2 separate regions of the Homo sapiens genome follow, and region 1 is linked to region 2. A link is an interaction called in ENCODE POLR2A ChIA-PET data of the cell type or tissue named here. Cell type or tissue: OCI-LY7. All regions are shown on one strand.

Region 1 (8,000 bases), 250 kb after region 2:
GATGCCATCCAGGGCCTTGCCCACCTCTCTCTCTGCATTGCTCAGCCCTCGGTTGATCCCTTCAATGACCTTCTCAATGGGGTCATCGCTGGCCGCCCATCCAGACAGGGCCCCCAGTAGCAGAAGGAGGGAGCAGGAGCCGACCAGACGTGCAAGATGCATATTGCTGGGAAGGTCGGGAAGGATGCAGAGAGGAGCCAGGGAAGCCACGCTGCTATTTATCCTCTCTCCCTCTCGCCCTCTTCTCCACCCCTCATGACTCAATTACCCCTGTGAGGCACTGAGTTGGTCTTCAGTCAAGGAGGTGTTTCCCAGGGAGATTTGGAGTTGAGCAATGGAGAGGAGGAGGAAGAGAGGGTGAGTCATGGATGGAGAAGAACTCTGGCATCTTTGCTCCTTGCCCTCCACCCCAGAGATGGGTGTCTGCCCTTCCAACCACCTCCTCTTTCATTCCTCACCCACTGTCCAGGCCTCCTCTCTCGCAAACCCACCTTCCACCATGCTCCATCCCTGGGATGCAGGCAATTCTTCAACACCTCACTCCTCTCAGGCATCTAAGCCTCCAGCTCCCCAGGCAGTGAGGGGCTAGAATGATGGGAGGCACCGTCTGGAGAGGGGAGAACACTAGGTGGGATGAAGGAGTCATCAGACCTCGTTCTTGTGGGCCAGCCCCTGCCCTCACTCATTCCATTCCAGCCACACAGGCCTTCTCCCTGTTCCACAAACACACCAAGCTCATTCCTGCTGCAGGGCCTTTGCACATGCTCCTCTCTCTGCCTGGAATGCAGAACCCAGATCTTCACGTGGCTGGCTCCTCCTCATCCGTACTTGACTTAAATGCCAACTTCGCAAGAAAACCTCTCCTGACCATAACATGGCATTAATTATACTCTGTAGTATCACCCTTTTGTTTTCACAGAAAAAAAAAATCTGAAATTACCTTTATTTTTTATTGCCTGTCTCACCTACTAGCAATGTAAATTGGTCGTGTTGATCACTGCTGTATTCCTAGCTTCTTGAACACTGCCTGGGGTTCAGTAAATATTTATTGACTGGACAAATGGATGGATTCGAACAGGCCAAGGAAAGAGACTCCGAGCCCGAGTCTGGGTCTCACAGGGTGCTGGAGGGAAGGGCGCCTGGGTCGCCAGGGCAGCATAGAGTCCCTTGTGGAGTGCCGCAGATTTTGGAGGCAGGATCCCATTCCTGTCGCAGAACCCAGACCTCCTGCCTCCCAGCCCTTGGGCAAGGGCAGGGGGCTGATTGCCACGAGCTGGAACAGGACGCAGTGTCTCCTGAAAAGCCGGTTGAGGCAGCCACGGGGAGGGGCCGAAGACCCAGGGCAGCAGGAGCCTGTGAGCCAGAACCTGGGCTGGGGCCAGGCCCTCATCCTTCCTGCCCTCCCGACATGGGGCCTCCTAAGCCCCAACCTGAAGCCCCAAGTGTTGACATATTGGCTCGGGTTGGAGGGGAAACAGCTGAGAGTCTGGCCTCAGGCATGAAAAGGGCATCGGAAGGAAGGGCAGGTGGTGGTGGGCAGGCTTGGGGCAGCAGATGCATCTAGAAGCCAGTTGGGAGGGAGGCTAAGACCAGAACGAGAGCCAGTGGGTGGGTACAGTAGGTGCAGGGGTGAAAGATATTTGGGTTTTGGTGCCAAGGGGAGAGACTGAGAGAGGGGTGGAGGTGGGATTGCTGGTGGGAAGGCCAGGCAGGAACAATGTGCAGGGTGTGAGCAGCTGGAGGTGGCAGAGCTATGTGTGTGGGTGCCCAGGTGTGGCGAGAATCTGCACGTGTTTTCAGGCTTTGCTCAAACAAAGGCGCCAAGGCCCACTCCCCTCAGAGGACCCGGGGTTCCTCTCCAGCTCCTGGACACTTGACTCCACCCAAAGACAGGCATCCCAGGACAGATATCCAGAAGCTTCTGCCTTCTCTGGGCTCTGCCTATAGAGGGTGACTAAGTGTGCCACCTCTCCAAGCTTGAGCTCATCAAATCTGTTTCCCGGTTTCACACTCCAGGGACAAAGCCAAATTCCTGGGCAAACTCAGGTGTGGTTTTTCTGCCCTGGTCCAGGGCCGAAATGATGGAGTTTCCCATACCAGGAGGTGGCTGGGCAGAGAAGAGTGGGTGATGAGTGTCAGAATCCTAACCCACCCAGAGATCAAGAGGTGGGATTTCTCCCACTTTGAACTGTGTTCCATCTTCTTTTTGTGTTTTTGGAGGGAGAGTCTCACTCTATCCCCCAGGCTGGCATGCAGTGGCATGATCTCGGCTCACTGCAACCTCCGCCTCCCGGGTTCAAGTGATTCTTCTGCCTCAGCCTCCCGAGTAGCTGGGATTAGCCGGGCACCTGCCATGATGCCCAGCTAATTTTTGTACTTTCAGTAGAGACGGGGTTTCACCATGTTGGCCAGGCTGGTCTCGAACCCCTGACCTCAGGTGATCCGCCCACCTCGGCCTCCCCAAGGGCAGGGATTACAGGCGTGAGCCACTGTGCCTGGCCTGAACTGTGTTCCATCTTCTCTATCCCTCTCCACCCCATCCTTTCATCTTCTGCCAGCCTCAGTCCCTCTCCTCTGTCTCTCTATTCCCATGTGGCACGATTCGATTCAGGACTTCAGCATCTGGCTCCATAACTGAGAATGGCCTGGAGTTGTCCTTTCTTTATTTTATTTATTTTTTTTATGAAGTATCACTCTGTTGCCCAGGTTGGAGTGCAGTGGCAATCTCGGCTCACTGCAACCTCCGCCTCCCAGGTTCAAGTGATTCGCCTGCCTCAGCCTCCCGAGTAGCTAGGATTACAGATGCATGCCACTACACCTGGCTAATTTTTGTATTTTTAGTAGAGATGGAGTTTCACCATGTTGGCCAGGCTGGTCTCAAACTCCTGACCTCAGGTGGTCTACCTGCCTCGGCCTCCCAAAGTGCTGGGATTACATGTGTGAGCCACTGCACCCAGCCAAAATCAGCCCCTTTTGAATCCTGGTTTTGTTGAGGTTATATTTTTCACCTCCTTGATTGTACACCAAAATGTAGCTCCCTTTGTTTAATTAATCATCTGTGTTTTGGTCTCGGTTCGTTAAAACCTCCTCACCTGTACACTTAGTTTACTTTCTTCTCCCAGGCCATCAAAGCAGGAGAGCCTCACCCTGCCCTGGTCCCATGGCAGGTGCTTGGCAAATGAATTTCTCATGGATGTTGGCGGAAGGAAGAGGTTATGTCATTCTGCCCCTTCTTGCATCCATCCCTCTCTGGGATGGTGACTCCTTCCTGGCACAAACCCCCACTCCCCCTGAACCTTGGTCACAGCTGCGTGTCAACCTGCTGTGCAGGTGATGGTGCCTGCCTGTGAGTCACTGAGGTGCAAGCAAACCCCTACCCCGGGGCTGCAGGGGAGGGAGCTGTTTGTCCACTTGTTCTTTGTCAGACGTTCATTGAAAACCTGCTTTGTATTGTTCTAAGTGCTGGAGGCACAGTCGTGAACAAACAAACAAGAACAGGAGCCCTGTGAGGGGCTTAGAGCCCAAGGGGGAGACATCGAACAAATAAACCAATCAGTAGATCATGACAAACTACATGAAAAGCTACAAGGAAAAGAATGGGTGCTGCGAGAAGATATAACGTGAAGAGTTTGATAAGATTGGCGATCAGGGCCGGGCGAGGTGGTTCACGCCTGTAATCCCACCACTTTGGGAGGCCGAGGCAGATGGATCACCTGAGGTCAGGAGTTTGAGATCAGCCTGGCCAACATGGTGAAACCCCGTCTCTACTAAAAATACAAAAACAAAAAAAAAATTAGCTAGGTGTAGTGGCGCACGCCTGTAGTCCCAGCTACTCAGGAGGCTGAGGCGGGAGAATCACTTGAACCCAGGAGGCGGAGGTTGCGGTGAGCTGAGATCGCACCATTGCACTCCAGCCTAGGCAACAAGAGCGAAACTCTGTCTCAAAAAAAAGAAAAGAAAAGAAAAGATTAGCGATCAGATGAAACCTGAGGAATTGACATTTATTCATTCAGGTATAGTTTATTGGGCTAACGCCTTTTTCAGACAGGGTCTTGCTCTGTCTCCCAGCTGGAGTGCAGTGACACAATCACAGCTCACTGCAGCCTTGACCTCCTAGGCTCAAGTGATCCTCCCACCTCAGCCTCCCTAATAATTGGGACAACAGGCATGCACCACCACACCTGGCTACTTTTTTTATTTTTTGTAGATACAGGGTTTTGCCACATTGCCCATGTTGGTCTCAAACTCCTGGACTCAAATGATCCTCCCACCTCAGCCTCCCAAAGTGTTGGGATTACAGGCATGAGCCACTGCGTCCAGCCCACAAACACCTTTCAGGTGCCAAACACTTTTCTTGTCAATGGGATACAGAAGTGACATAGATGACGTCCCTGTCCTCTCAGAGCTTACAGTCTGGTGGACAGAGACAGTTGGCAAGAAAACAAACAATTTTTAGAGAGACATGTGCTCTAAGGAAAATAAAAACATAGACAGTGTAGCCCTAGAGAAATTTTGCACACTGAAGCATAACTCAGAATGGAGAAGTCAGACAAGGCTTCCTGGAAGATGGGCAGAAATTGGGAAGGGGGTGACGGCTGACAGTGACAGAGAAAGGAGGGAACTTAGATGCAGAGTGTAGAAAGCCTCTCTTAAAGGGTGGGAAACCAAGAGGCAGCCAAGGGAAGCCCTGGGTGGGCCTTCCAGGCATACGGAGGCAGCAAGAGTCACTCCACTGGAGAATCCAAGGGACAGCATGGAACCTGTGTGCTTCAAGAGACAGAGAAGAGGAAAGGGCTTTCAGGAACAGTGTAAAAGGTGGGATTCCAGGCTGGGTGTGGTGGCTCGCTCCTGTAATCCCAGCATTTTGGAAGGCCGAGGTGGGAGGATCGCTTGAGCCCAAGGGTTCTAGACCAGCCTGAGCAAAAGAGTGAGACCCTCTCTCTACAAAAAAATAAAAAGTAAAAATAGCCTGCAGTGGTGGCTGCACATGTAGTCCCAGCTACTCAGGAGGCCGAGGCGGGAGGATCGCTTGAGCCCAGGAGTTCAAGGCTGCAGTGAGCCATGATTGCACCACTGCACTCCAGCCTAGGAGAAAGAGTGACACCCCGTCTCAAAATAAATAAACAAATGATAATTTTAAAAAGTGGGATTCCATTCCAGACGGCAGTGCGTGGCCGTGGAACGGTGATGCATAGCGTGCTGACGTCCCATGCCTCTACGGGGATGGGATGCGATGGTGTCAGGCCTCTGGCTTGGGCGCCGCCCCTCGGCGACGTCACTGGGTACTGTGACGTCACTGGGTGCTGTGACATCAGGGCAATTAGCCCAGGACCCACAGCCCTGGCGCTCCGCACGCACCTCGGTAACATCACAGCAGGTCCAGGCCAATGATAACCTTATAAGAGGCCATGTCGAAGCGCGACATCGTCCTCACCAATGTCACCGTTGTCCAGTTGCTGCGACAGCCGTGCCCGGGTGAGGGAGGCAGCGGAGGGCGCGGGGGAGGGGTGGAAAGGGTAGTGGGGAGCGTCTGCACCCTCACACCTGTGCCGTATCCCTACCGCCCTTCCTGGCGTGTGCACCATCTAGGGACCAGGGGATCAGCCGCTCTCCCTCCCTCCACACCCGCCAGTGTGCTGGCAGAGTGGGGTTTACTGCCATGGCGGGGAGACCGGGCCTCCGCCCCCAGGGCTGGGTGGGCTTCGCGCCGCTATCACGCGGTAGAAAGAGCAGAAACGAGGGCCATCGGAGGCTGCAGCCTGAAAGTGGCGGGAAGTGGGCGGGCTTAGGAGGGGCTTAGGGAGAACCCAGGGGTGCTGGGCTTCCATGTAAAAGTGATGTTCATGGCGCTTCGCGTGAGGTGAGCTTTGCCCTCCCTGTGATGCACAAAACAAGGACACTTGGAACCTTGCCGGGGACGTGCTGACCACTTCGCAGGCGAGAGCTCAGGGAAGCCTCACCACCACCTGAGAAGGCCAGAGTGTGCCCGCAGTTTACAGAGCGGCCAACAGAGGTTAAGAGAGGGCAAACTACTTCCTTAGTCTCTCAACAAGGGCGGCGCGCCCGCGCGCGCGCACACACACACACACACACTCACTCACTCACTCTAGCCGGAGGAACCAGGTCTTCCGGTGGGCTGCCTCCATTCCCACACTGTTCCCTCACTTCCCAAGGGCGGGGGCCGCAGGGGTAGGTGGGGCTGGGGCTTTGGTCCAGGAGACCCTGGAAGACACAGGAGCAGACAGGCTTACCAGCCTCATGAGACTTGAACCCCTGCCCTGCGCATCACTGCTCCGTGGCCTCAGGCTTCATTTTCCCCTCTGTAAAGTGGGTTTATAGCGCATGCCTCTCGGGATTCAGTGGGAGGACGCAGTGAGGAGCTGGGGGCAGCACCCAGCTAGCCCCCAGGCTTTTCTCCAACCGGGGGACCCCACCCCTACAGTGGAGGGGAAGAGAGTGCAAGGCTGGGAGTGCTGGGAGAGGAGGACCATCTGAGTTTTCTTCGGAAGGGTCACCCATTGGGCTCAGATTCCCACCTGAACCAGGTGGACAAATCCCCTTTCTCCCATAGCAGAAACAACCCCCAAGGATGCAAACATCCTCAAGTTCACCAATAAACACTAACACCTTCATGAACTTGGACAGCCACTGGAAACACCTATAGTCCAGCCTCAGGCCACAAGGTCTGTGGCAACAGGGAGAGGTCAGGGAGACAGACAGGCCAGCTGGCCCCCGGCTCCCAGCCCCACCACCCCCCAGGTGCCTTTGATTTGGTGCCAAAAACTTGGACTCCCACTACCCCCTTCCAGCCCTTCTCCACCCCCTGCTGTCTCCCTTTCCTCAGGAATCTGTGTAGGATCAGACTTCCCTCCTCTATTAAAATCAGCTCCTATGTGTGGGCCTCGAGATCTCACTGCGCCCTCACAGCAGCCCCTAGGTGGGGGATCAGCCCCAAGAGGTTCATTAACTTGCTCAAATCCACAGAGCAGCAGGTCTGTGTGGACTGAGCCAGGCTTGACTTTCCAGCTTGAAACTCTCTGCCACCAGGTCCCCTGAGTCTCCACTTCTCCCCTCTTCTCAAGCCCTCCTCTGTAGCTCAGGCGGCTGCTACCTCCAGGCGCAGGTGTTTTTAAGTGCAGTCTGGGAGCAGGAGTGTGTGTGGAGAGGTGGGAGCCAATGTGAGCTTCCATGGGTTTCACAGAGTATGATACACGGTACTCTCTAAGCTTCCCTGAGGATAAGAAATGCCTGGAGTGCTTATTTTATTTTTTATTTTTTTTTGGGAGATGGAGTTTCGCTCTTGTTGCCCAGGCTGGAGTGCAGTGGCACGATCTCGCCCACCACAACCTCCGCCTCCTGGGTTCAAGCGATTCTCCTGCTTCAGCCTCCTGAGTAGCTGGGATTACAAGCATGTGCCACCACGCCTGGCTAATTTTTTTGTATTTTTAGTAGAGACGGGGTTTCTGCATGTTGGTCAGACTGGTCTCAAACTCCCAACCTCAGGTGATCTGCCTGCCTCGGCCTCCCAAAGTGCTGGGATTACAGGCGTGAGCCACCGCTCCCGGCCTGGAGTGCTGATTAAAAACAGGATTTCTGGGCCTCCATACAGACCCACTGAGTCCGATTTTTCTAGGAAGAGCCCTCCTCAGGTGATTTTTTTTTTTTTTTGAGACAGAGTCTCACTCTGTCGCCCAGGCTGGAGTGCAGTGGCGCAATCTCGGCTCACTGCACCCTCCGCCTCCCAGGTTCAAGAGATTCTCTTGCCTCAGCCCCCCGAGGAGCTGGGATTACAGTATTTTTAGTAGAGAACAGGTTTCTCCATGTTGGCCAAGCTGGTCTTGAACTCCTGACCTCAAGTGATCCACCCACCTTGGCCTCCCAAAGTGCCAGGATTACAGGTGTGAGCCACCACGCCTGGCCACTCCGACGACTCCTATCATGGAACAGTTTGGGGACCACTGGGCTAAATCAATTATTGGACAAATTCGGGGAACAATCTA
Region 2 (8,000 bases):
GTTTCGCCATGTTGGCCAGGCTGGTCTCAAACTCCTGGCCTCATGTGATCCACCCTCCCAAAGTGCTGGGATTACAGGCGTGAGCCACCCCACCCAGCTTCTGAATTTTAAGTTTCCTATGGAGTAACTGAAGTGCTTCTGTGGAATGAACGTGGCCTTGGTCCTAATGGGTCTTCCTGTATTTCAAATGTGCCATGATGGTCTTCCGAAGCCACAGGCTGGACAGCATTACCGCCTGCTAATGTCAGGGCCTGGATTCAAGGGCCTGGGACTCTGGAGGAGGAGGAGATGCGGTCCTGACCTGCGAGCAGAGCACACAAGGCCTTGACAACCGATCTTTACAACCTTTTCCCACCCCTGCATACCCTGAAATGGTTTTCAGGCCACCATTTCTGGGATCTTCCCAGCTGCCTGCCTTAGAGTCTTTCTCTCAGAAACCAGCCCGAATGTTTCCTGGATCTCTGAGGATTCATCCCACCCCCATTCCCATGCAGAGGCCATGGCTCGGCGCCTGGCGTTCCCGAGGCACTTTGTACCATCTTCAGTGATGACACGAATGCAATGGGGTTAGTGCCACTTGCCCACAGTGGTGCTGCGAGTGCCCATGGGGCGCACCGGGGCTGCTTCCACCCTGGACCCCAGCCTGGCGGAGGGCCTGGCACATAGTAGGGCGGGGAGTAGGTGTGTAAGAAGTAAGCTTGCTCTGGAGAGGATGTACCTGCAGCCGGCGCCCAGCTCTCGAGAGGACTGTGGGAGGGCAGAGGCTGAAACGAGGCCGCCTGCCGAGTTCCTCCACAGACCCCTGGGCGAGGAGCGCTCTGCTGGGGACTGCGCCAGCGGTGCCTCCAGGCCTGGACTCTCAGCTCCGCTGCTGCTTTTGGCCAGAGTTCCCAAAGGCGGGTGTGGTTGTCTTTGGTGGGAAGGTTCAGCGCACCGCGATAGTAATAGGGGAGCAAGCACTCGCTGAGCCCAGTGCAGGGCCTGGACCGTGCTCCATAGCAAGCACTGATCTTGGGCTATTGGTTTTGGAGGAAAGAGGGAGCACAAGGATGGAAGGGGCCAGGGAAGAGAGGTCACGGTGGGAGAAGGAGAGTCCGCATCCATCGGAGGGTTTGTCACTCAGGCCTGAGTGGGAGGCACTGGAGGCAGGGAGAGGCCAGTCAGCAGCATGCGGCCACAGCCCAGAGAAGCCAGAGGGGTTTGCTGGTGGGTGGGCCCCAGCCTTTTCAAGGGAACGGCAGGTCTGGGGAGCTGCCGATCTCGGGGTGTGAGGGTAACGGGCAGGCTGTGGCCCACCCCTCCTTCTCAGGCTCACTGGACCCCTGACCGGTTTCATCACCATTATCCAAGGCTTTGAAAAGACCCCCTGGCCTTCCTGCCACATGTGCCCTAGCTATAGGGCTTCGTTCCCCTCCACAAATGGTGCAGACAGCATGAGCCACCCTGGCAGGGGGCTGGGGGTCCGTGGGGTAGGAGTTGGGGGTAGCTGAGCGTTCTTTCCTGTCCCCACGGTGCCTGGTGCTGGGGCTTGGCAGCCAGGGTTGGGACAGCCTGGCTTTAGCAGGTCCTGAGTCAGGGGTCTCAGGCTCCGCAGCACACAGTCCCCAGGCAGGTGTCAGGATGGGATGTGGCCAGAGAAAGGCATGTGCTCTGTCTGGGGATAGCTGCCACCCAGCTGACACAGTTGGCATGAGATTGTGGAGTTTTATGGAGTAAAATCACAAATCTGGGTTTTTTAAGTAAAACCTTCTATGAGTTGCCATCTCTGGCCTTCAACATAGGATTTGGGTCTTTCCTGGGTGAGCTGGTGCTTTGTGGGCCAGGCCCTGGGAGCTGCAAGTACCAGTTGGGATCTGCCATTGCCCTGTGGAAGGATTTTAAGCAGGGGTGAAACATGGTCAGACTTGGATTTAGAGATGAGGAAAAAAAACAAAATCACGGTGCCAGAGTCTCTGGGGAGACTGGAGAATGCAGTGCAGGGGCCGCAGGAGCCAAAAAGGGGCACTGGTCCTGCGAAGAGTGGCTCTGTCCATCCCTGCCTTCCAGTATGTGCCCACTGTGACCAGAGCTCCATTTCTCAAAAGAAGCCAGTGATGCCAATTACCATGAGAAATTTCCTTATTTTTAACTGTCGATTAAAATTTGTACAAGTATGGTGGGGCAGGCCTGCAAAATGATCTCCAAGTGCCTGGCCTTTGATGCCCGTCCTAAAAGCATGTGTGGCACTGGAGGGCCCACGTTTCTTTGTTCCTCTTGAGAAGCTGGGGTGGGGGCCGGCTGGGCTCAGGGTGCGGCCCCTCACTTCCCAGGGCTGTGGTCTCGGTGGGGCCTGCACTGTTCCTGGGTGTCCTTGGGCTGAGCCTCTGCCCTGTGAGGACGGCCGCTCAGGCATGATCCGTCAGCGAAGCCGTGGCTGTGACTCTGTTTTCCGCAGTGGAGCGGAGGCGGAGGGACAAGATCAACAACTGGATCGTCCAGCTTTCGAAAATCATTCCAGACTGTAACGCAGACAACAGCAAGACGGGAGCGGTGAGCACCCCGGACCCTCAGTGTCTGCGGTGGTCCCGGCCCCCGACCCTTGCATGCAGAAAGTCCAACAGCCATGGGGCTCGGGAGTCATCCCTGGGGTGGAGGCCGGTGGGCGGTGCCTGCCCTAAGGCTCCTGGTCCCCTCGCCCCCCAGAGTAAAGGAGGGATCCTGTCCAAGGCCTGCGATTACATCCGGGAGTTGCGCCAGACCAACCAGCGCATGCAGGAGACCTTCAAAGAGGCCGAGCGGCTGCAGATGGACAACGAGCTCCTGAGGCAGCAGGTGGGTGCGGGGCCTGGAGCGGGTCAGGGCCCAGGAGCCCCAGATGCAAGGCGCTGGCCCTCAGCTCCCTTGACCTCCGTCGTGTCCGCCAGATCGAGGAGCTGAAGAATGAGAACGCCCTGCTTCGAGCCCAGCTGCAGCAGCACAACCTGGAGATGGTGGGCGAGGGCACCCGGCAGTGACGCCCGCCACCACCACGCAGCCGCCGCCGCCCACGCCGGCCTCTGCTGCCCCCTTCCCCAGCCCTTAGCACAGAGAGGGACACATGCCCCTCCCCCAGCTGCGTTTTTTTATAGTAGATTTTTAACAAAAAACGGGGAGAAATAATGCATTTCTGTGGATACAGTGCCCACCGCCCTCCTCCACTTGGAAACGGTATCCTCCCTGCCCATCCGTCTGTCTGTCGCCCTTCTCCCGGCCCTCACTAAGCCCCGGCACTTCTAGTGGTCTCACCTGGAGGCAAGAGGGAGGGGACAGAGGCCCTGCCACGTCCCGCTGCCTCCTGCTCTCTGGAGGTACTGAGACAGGGTGCTGATGGGAAGGAGGGGAGCCTTTGGGGGGCCACCCGGGGCCTGGACCTATGCAGGGAGGCCACGTCCCACCCCACCTCTTGTTTCTGGGTCCCTGCTCCCCTTTGGGGGTGTGTGTGTGTGTTTTAATTTTCTTTATGGAAAAATTGACAAAAAAAAAATAGAGAGAGAGGTATTTAACTGCAATAAACTGGCCCCATGTGGCCCCCGCCTTGTCTGCTTGTGTGTTTGTCCATCTCAGGAGTGGGGAGGGGGCCTGGGGTCTGCAGAGCTCCACGAGGCATGGTTCTGCTGTTGTGCACATGGCTGTGCATGGTCCCTGCCAGCTGCACCACCCATTACCCAGTGGTTGGTTGGATGGATGGAGGAATTAAGGAATGAATGTCCCCTTTGAGGCCCTAGACGTGCATGAGGGTGTGGGGAGCTGGGGTCAAGGACATGTCCCATGTTGGAGGAGAGGCAGGGGTCTCCGTGTCAACAGTTCCTGAAAACACAACCAGCCCCTGGCCCTGCCCTGCTGGGCCAAAGCCCTCCCCTCTGCACCAGCCAATAGTGGGGCCTGGCCTTGAGCCCCTCACCCCCAGGGAGGGCAGATGGCCAGGGCGCCAAGCTTGGCCCGTCAGCCTGTCGCCTTGCACCAAGGCTCTGGCGCCTGTGCTGTGACCCCTGCCCCTGCTGATGATGAAACCTGTCCTCAGCTGAGATGCAGCGATGCCTGGTAGGGCTGGGGGCTGCTCCTGTGTCTCCCCAGGTGAGCACACCCCTATTCACTGGGCCCTGCTTCAGCCTGCAGCACCCTTCAACTCCCAGGAGCTGGGCTTGCCACTCTGCTCACCTTGTGGAGCTCCATCTGCCTTTCCTCCCCAATTCCCCCACTCCCTGCACTCGTCTCTTCCCACAAGAGCCCTGTCTCCTTTTCCTAGCTATTCCCATCTGAGGCCATCTTTATTCATTTAGTTTTTAGAGACAGGGTTTCACTCTCACCCAGGCTGGGGTGCAGTGGCACACAATCACGGCTCACTGCAGCCTTGACCAACTACAGGTGCGTAGCACCACAGCCAAGTTTTTGTATAGATGGGGTCTCGCTTTGTTACCCAGGCTGTGACAAGAGGAGCCTCCCACGTGGTGTGGATGAGGAGGCAGATGGCAGGGCCTGTGCATTTCTGTGCTTGAGTGGGCCTTGAAAGTGGTTCAGCAACCAGGAAGAAGTGTTCATTCCTCGACAACAACATCCCCGGGCTCTGGTGACTTGGCTGACACTGGATGGCCCTGGAATGAAAAAGGCAAAGAGGCAAAATGTGCAAGGGCCCATCTGGAACCAAGGTTTGTTGATCCCCTGGGCCGTGTGCACCCTGAGCTGGGCCTGGTAGTGGAAAGGAATGAAGGCACTGCAGTCAGGCAGCCTGGGTTCATCCCCCAGCTAGTGGTGTCCTAAGGAACCGGCTCCCCAAAAACATCCCTGGCTTGTAGTGCTTGCCAATTTCTGGGTGTCAAGACTCCCACTGCTGCTGATTTCAGGATACCAGCATGATGCCACTGAATGCAGAGTTTCGAGATGTGCATGGTCTGCTATGTTGAGCCAGGTCTAGCATACCGCTGTGCCCTGCTGTGTTTTAGGGGAGATGGGGAAACCTGGTGGGTAAGAGCAAAAGCCCTGGAGTCAGGCTGTCCAGGCTAGAATCTCAGCTCTGCCTCTGGCTGAGCAAGCTTGGGCCATGCCCTGATCTCTGCCTTCAGTGCCTTTTCTGTAAAGTGAAGGAAATGAGTGTCCGACGGGGAGGAGGTTCCTAAAAGGGAGCAGGGTCTGGGGAGCCCAGGCCTCTGGGGTTGGGTGACTGAGAAGGCAGCCCCTGAATACAGAGCAGAGCTGAAGGTGGGGCAGTAAGTGCTGCTGGGAGAACAGGCAGCACAGGCTGAGTTGGTGCAGAAGTGAGTCAACATATGTGCCATCGTATAAAATGTACTCATCGGACTGTAGATGTTAGCTATTACTATTACTGCTATTTTATGTTTTATAGACAGGGTCTCACTCTGTCACCCAGGCTGGAGTGCAGTCACACAATCATAGCTCACTGCAACCTCAGCCTCCTGGGCTTAAGCGATCTGCCTCAGCCTCCCAAGTAGCTGGGACTACAGATGTGTGCCACCACGCCTGGCTAAATTTGTTTAAAATTTTTTTTGTAGAGATGGGGTCTCCCTATGTTGCCCAGGCTAGTCTTGAACTTCTGGGCTCAAGCGACCCTCCTGCCTTGGCCTCCCAAATTGCTGGGATTACAGGCATAAGCCACTGTGCTGGGCCATATTACTGCTGTCATTTATGGCCAAAAGTTTGCTCAAACATTTTCCAGTTACCAGAGCCACATCTCAAGGGTCTGACACTGGGAAAACACCACGTGCGGATCGGGCACACGCTGATGCTTGCCCTGCTCAGGGCTATCTAGTGTTCCCTGCCAGAACCTATGCACGTGTGGTGAGAGCTTAAAGCAATGGATGCTTCCCCCAACATGCCAGACACTCCTGAGGAGCCTGGCGGCTGCTGGCCATGCCCCGTGTGCATGTAGGCGATGGGGAAGTGAGTGGAGGAGAGCGGAACCTTGATTCTGCTCATCAAACTGCTTAACCGCTGAAGCAAAAGGGGGAACTTTTTTCCCGATCAGCAGAATGACATCGTGATGGGGAAAGGGCTCCCCAGATGGCTGGTGAGCAGTGTGTGTCTGTGACCCCGTCTGCCCCACCCCCTGAACACACCTCTGCCGGCTGAGGGTGACACAACCCTGTTCCCTGTCGCTCTGTTCCCGCTTATCTCTCCCGCCTTTTCGGCGCCACCACCTTCTTGGAAATGAGACAGAGCAAAGGGGAGGGGGCTCAGACCACCGCCTCCCCTGGCAGGCCCCATAAAAGCGACTGTCACTCGGTCCCAGACACCAGAGCAAGCTCAAGACCCAGCAGTGGGACAGCCAGACAGACGGCACGATGGCACTGAGCTCCCAGATCTGGGCCGCTTGCCTCCTGCTCCTCCTCCTCCTCGCCAGCCTGACCAGTGGCTCTGTTTTCCCACAACAGGTGAGAGCCCAGTGGCCTGGGTCCTTAGCAGGGCAGCAGGGATGGGAGAGCCAGGCCTCAGCCTAGGGCACTGGAGACACCCGAGCACTGAGCAGAGCTCAGGACGTCTCAGGAGTACTGGCAGCTGAACAGGAACCAGGACAGGCACGGTGGCTCATGCCTGTAATCCCAGCACTTTGGGAGGTTGAGGCAGGCAGCCCACTTGAGGTCAGTTTGAGACCAGCCTGGCCAACATGGTAAAACCCCGTCTCTACTAAAAATACAAAAGTTAGCCAGGCTTGGTGGCAGGTGCCTGTAATCCCAGCTACTCGGGAGACTGAGGCAGGAGAATTGCTTGAACCCGCAAGGTGGAGGTTGCACAGTGAGCTGAGATTGCACCACTGCACTCCAGCCTGGCAACAGAGCAAGACTCCATCTCCAAAAAAGAACAGAAATCAATGAAGCACCGAGTGACAGGGACTGGAAGGTCCTAATTCCATGGGTATTTACGGAACCCCTACGCCGTGTGGAGTCTTATTCTAGACAGTGGGGACGAGGCCATGAACAAGGTAGATGAGAGAGGAGATTTCTCCATCCTGGTCAGGGAATTTGTTAAAGACTGATGAAAACATGAATAAATAATTGTGTCTAGTACATTCTATTCGTGAATCTCATAACAGACAGTGGTAGAGTGACCGTGACCCATTCGCCACACAGTAGAGTCACTTTTTTGGTTTGTTTTTTAGAGACAGGGTCTTCCTCTGTTGCTGAGGCTGGAGTGCAGTGGTGCAGTCATAGTTCACTGCAGCCTCAACCTCCTGTGCTCAAGCAATCCTCCCACCTCAGCGTCCCAAGTAGCTGGGACAGCAGGCACATGCCACGGGTTGGGGGACCACAGGCATGGTCAAGGGGCTGGCAGTCAAGCAAGTGTTTCATGAGAAAGTGACAGTTGACCTTCGTCTTGGAGGGTGAGAGATGGAGGCAGCAAAGACCTAAGGAGAGGACAAGCCAGCATAGCCCAGGGTCAGGCTGAACAAGAGGAGATGGTGGGACTTGGGGATAAGGCTGAGGGGTGGGCAGTCCCTAAGTCTTGTGGGCAACCATGCAGACACTGATTTTTCCTTGGAATAAAGAGGAAGCCCCCATAAGCTTTTTTTTTTTTTTCTGAGATAGGGTCTCGCTCTGTCGTTCAGGCTGGTGTGCAGTGGCATCATCTGGGCTCACTGCAACCTCCGCCTCCCGGGTTCAAGCAATTCTCCTGCCTCAGCTTCCCGAGCAGCTGGGATTACAGGCGGCTGCCACCACGCCCGGCTAATTTTTGTTTTTTTAGTAGAGACAGGGTTTCACCATGTTGGCCAGACTGGTCTTGAACTCCTGACCTCAGGTGATTCTCCCACCTCGGCTTCCCAAAGTGCTGGGATTACAGGCGTGAGCCACTGCGCCCAGCCTCCTGTAGGTTTTTAAAATGGAGAAAACCACAATCTCACTGGCCATGTTTTAAAAAACTTAATCTGCCAGTCAGGCACCATGGCTCACACCTGTAATCCCAGAGTTTTGGGAGGCCAAGGTAGGAAGATCAGTTGAGCCCAGGAGTTCAAGACCAGCTTGGGCAACACA

The links. ChIA-PET counts read pairs that join two places held together with the same protein. Peaks named below come from ENCODE experiments on the same cell type or tissue, not always from the same donor. Only the 100,000 strongest peaks of a DNase experiment are listed, where the experiment ranks them.
Region 1: POLR2A ChIA-PET joins it to region 2 with 6 read pairs; 2 of 35 experiments call an interaction of 5 or more read pairs at or near these places.

Annotation. Positions count from the first base shown.
Region 1 is chr19:35,528,120-35,536,119 of GRCh38, forward strand. It overlaps SBSN (suprabasin), which reads right to left and starts at 192. Exons shown (of 4, transcript NM_001166034.2): 1 at 1-192. The coding sequence starts at 162. GAPDHS (glyceraldehyde-3-phosphate dehydrogenase, spermatogenic) reads left to right here and starts at 5,337. Exons shown (of 11, transcript NM_014364.5): 1 at 5,337-5,475. The coding sequence starts at 5,409. RefSeq lists enhancers at 843-1,343, 6,194-6,323. In OCI-LY7, no CTCF peak of the experiment used is centred here; no DNase peak of the experiment used is centred here.
Region 2 is chr19:35,276,264-35,284,263 of GRCh38, forward strand. USF2 (upstream transcription factor 2, c-fos interacting) reads left to right here. Exons shown (of 10, transcript NM_003367.4): 8 at 2,435-2,529; 9 at 2,683-2,811; 10 at 2,904-3,558. The coding sequence ends at 2,993. HAMP (hepcidin antimicrobial peptide) reads left to right here and starts at 6,265. Exons shown (of 3, transcript NM_021175.4): 1 at 6,265-6,404. The coding sequence starts at 6,315. RefSeq lists enhancers at 3,759-4,258, 3,931-4,430, 3,937-4,081, 4,521-4,600, 4,691-4,740 and 1 more and a cis regulatory region at 4,002-4,015. In OCI-LY7, no CTCF peak of the experiment used is centred here; a DNase peak (open chromatin) is centred at 4,448; H3K27ac peaks cover 489 bases.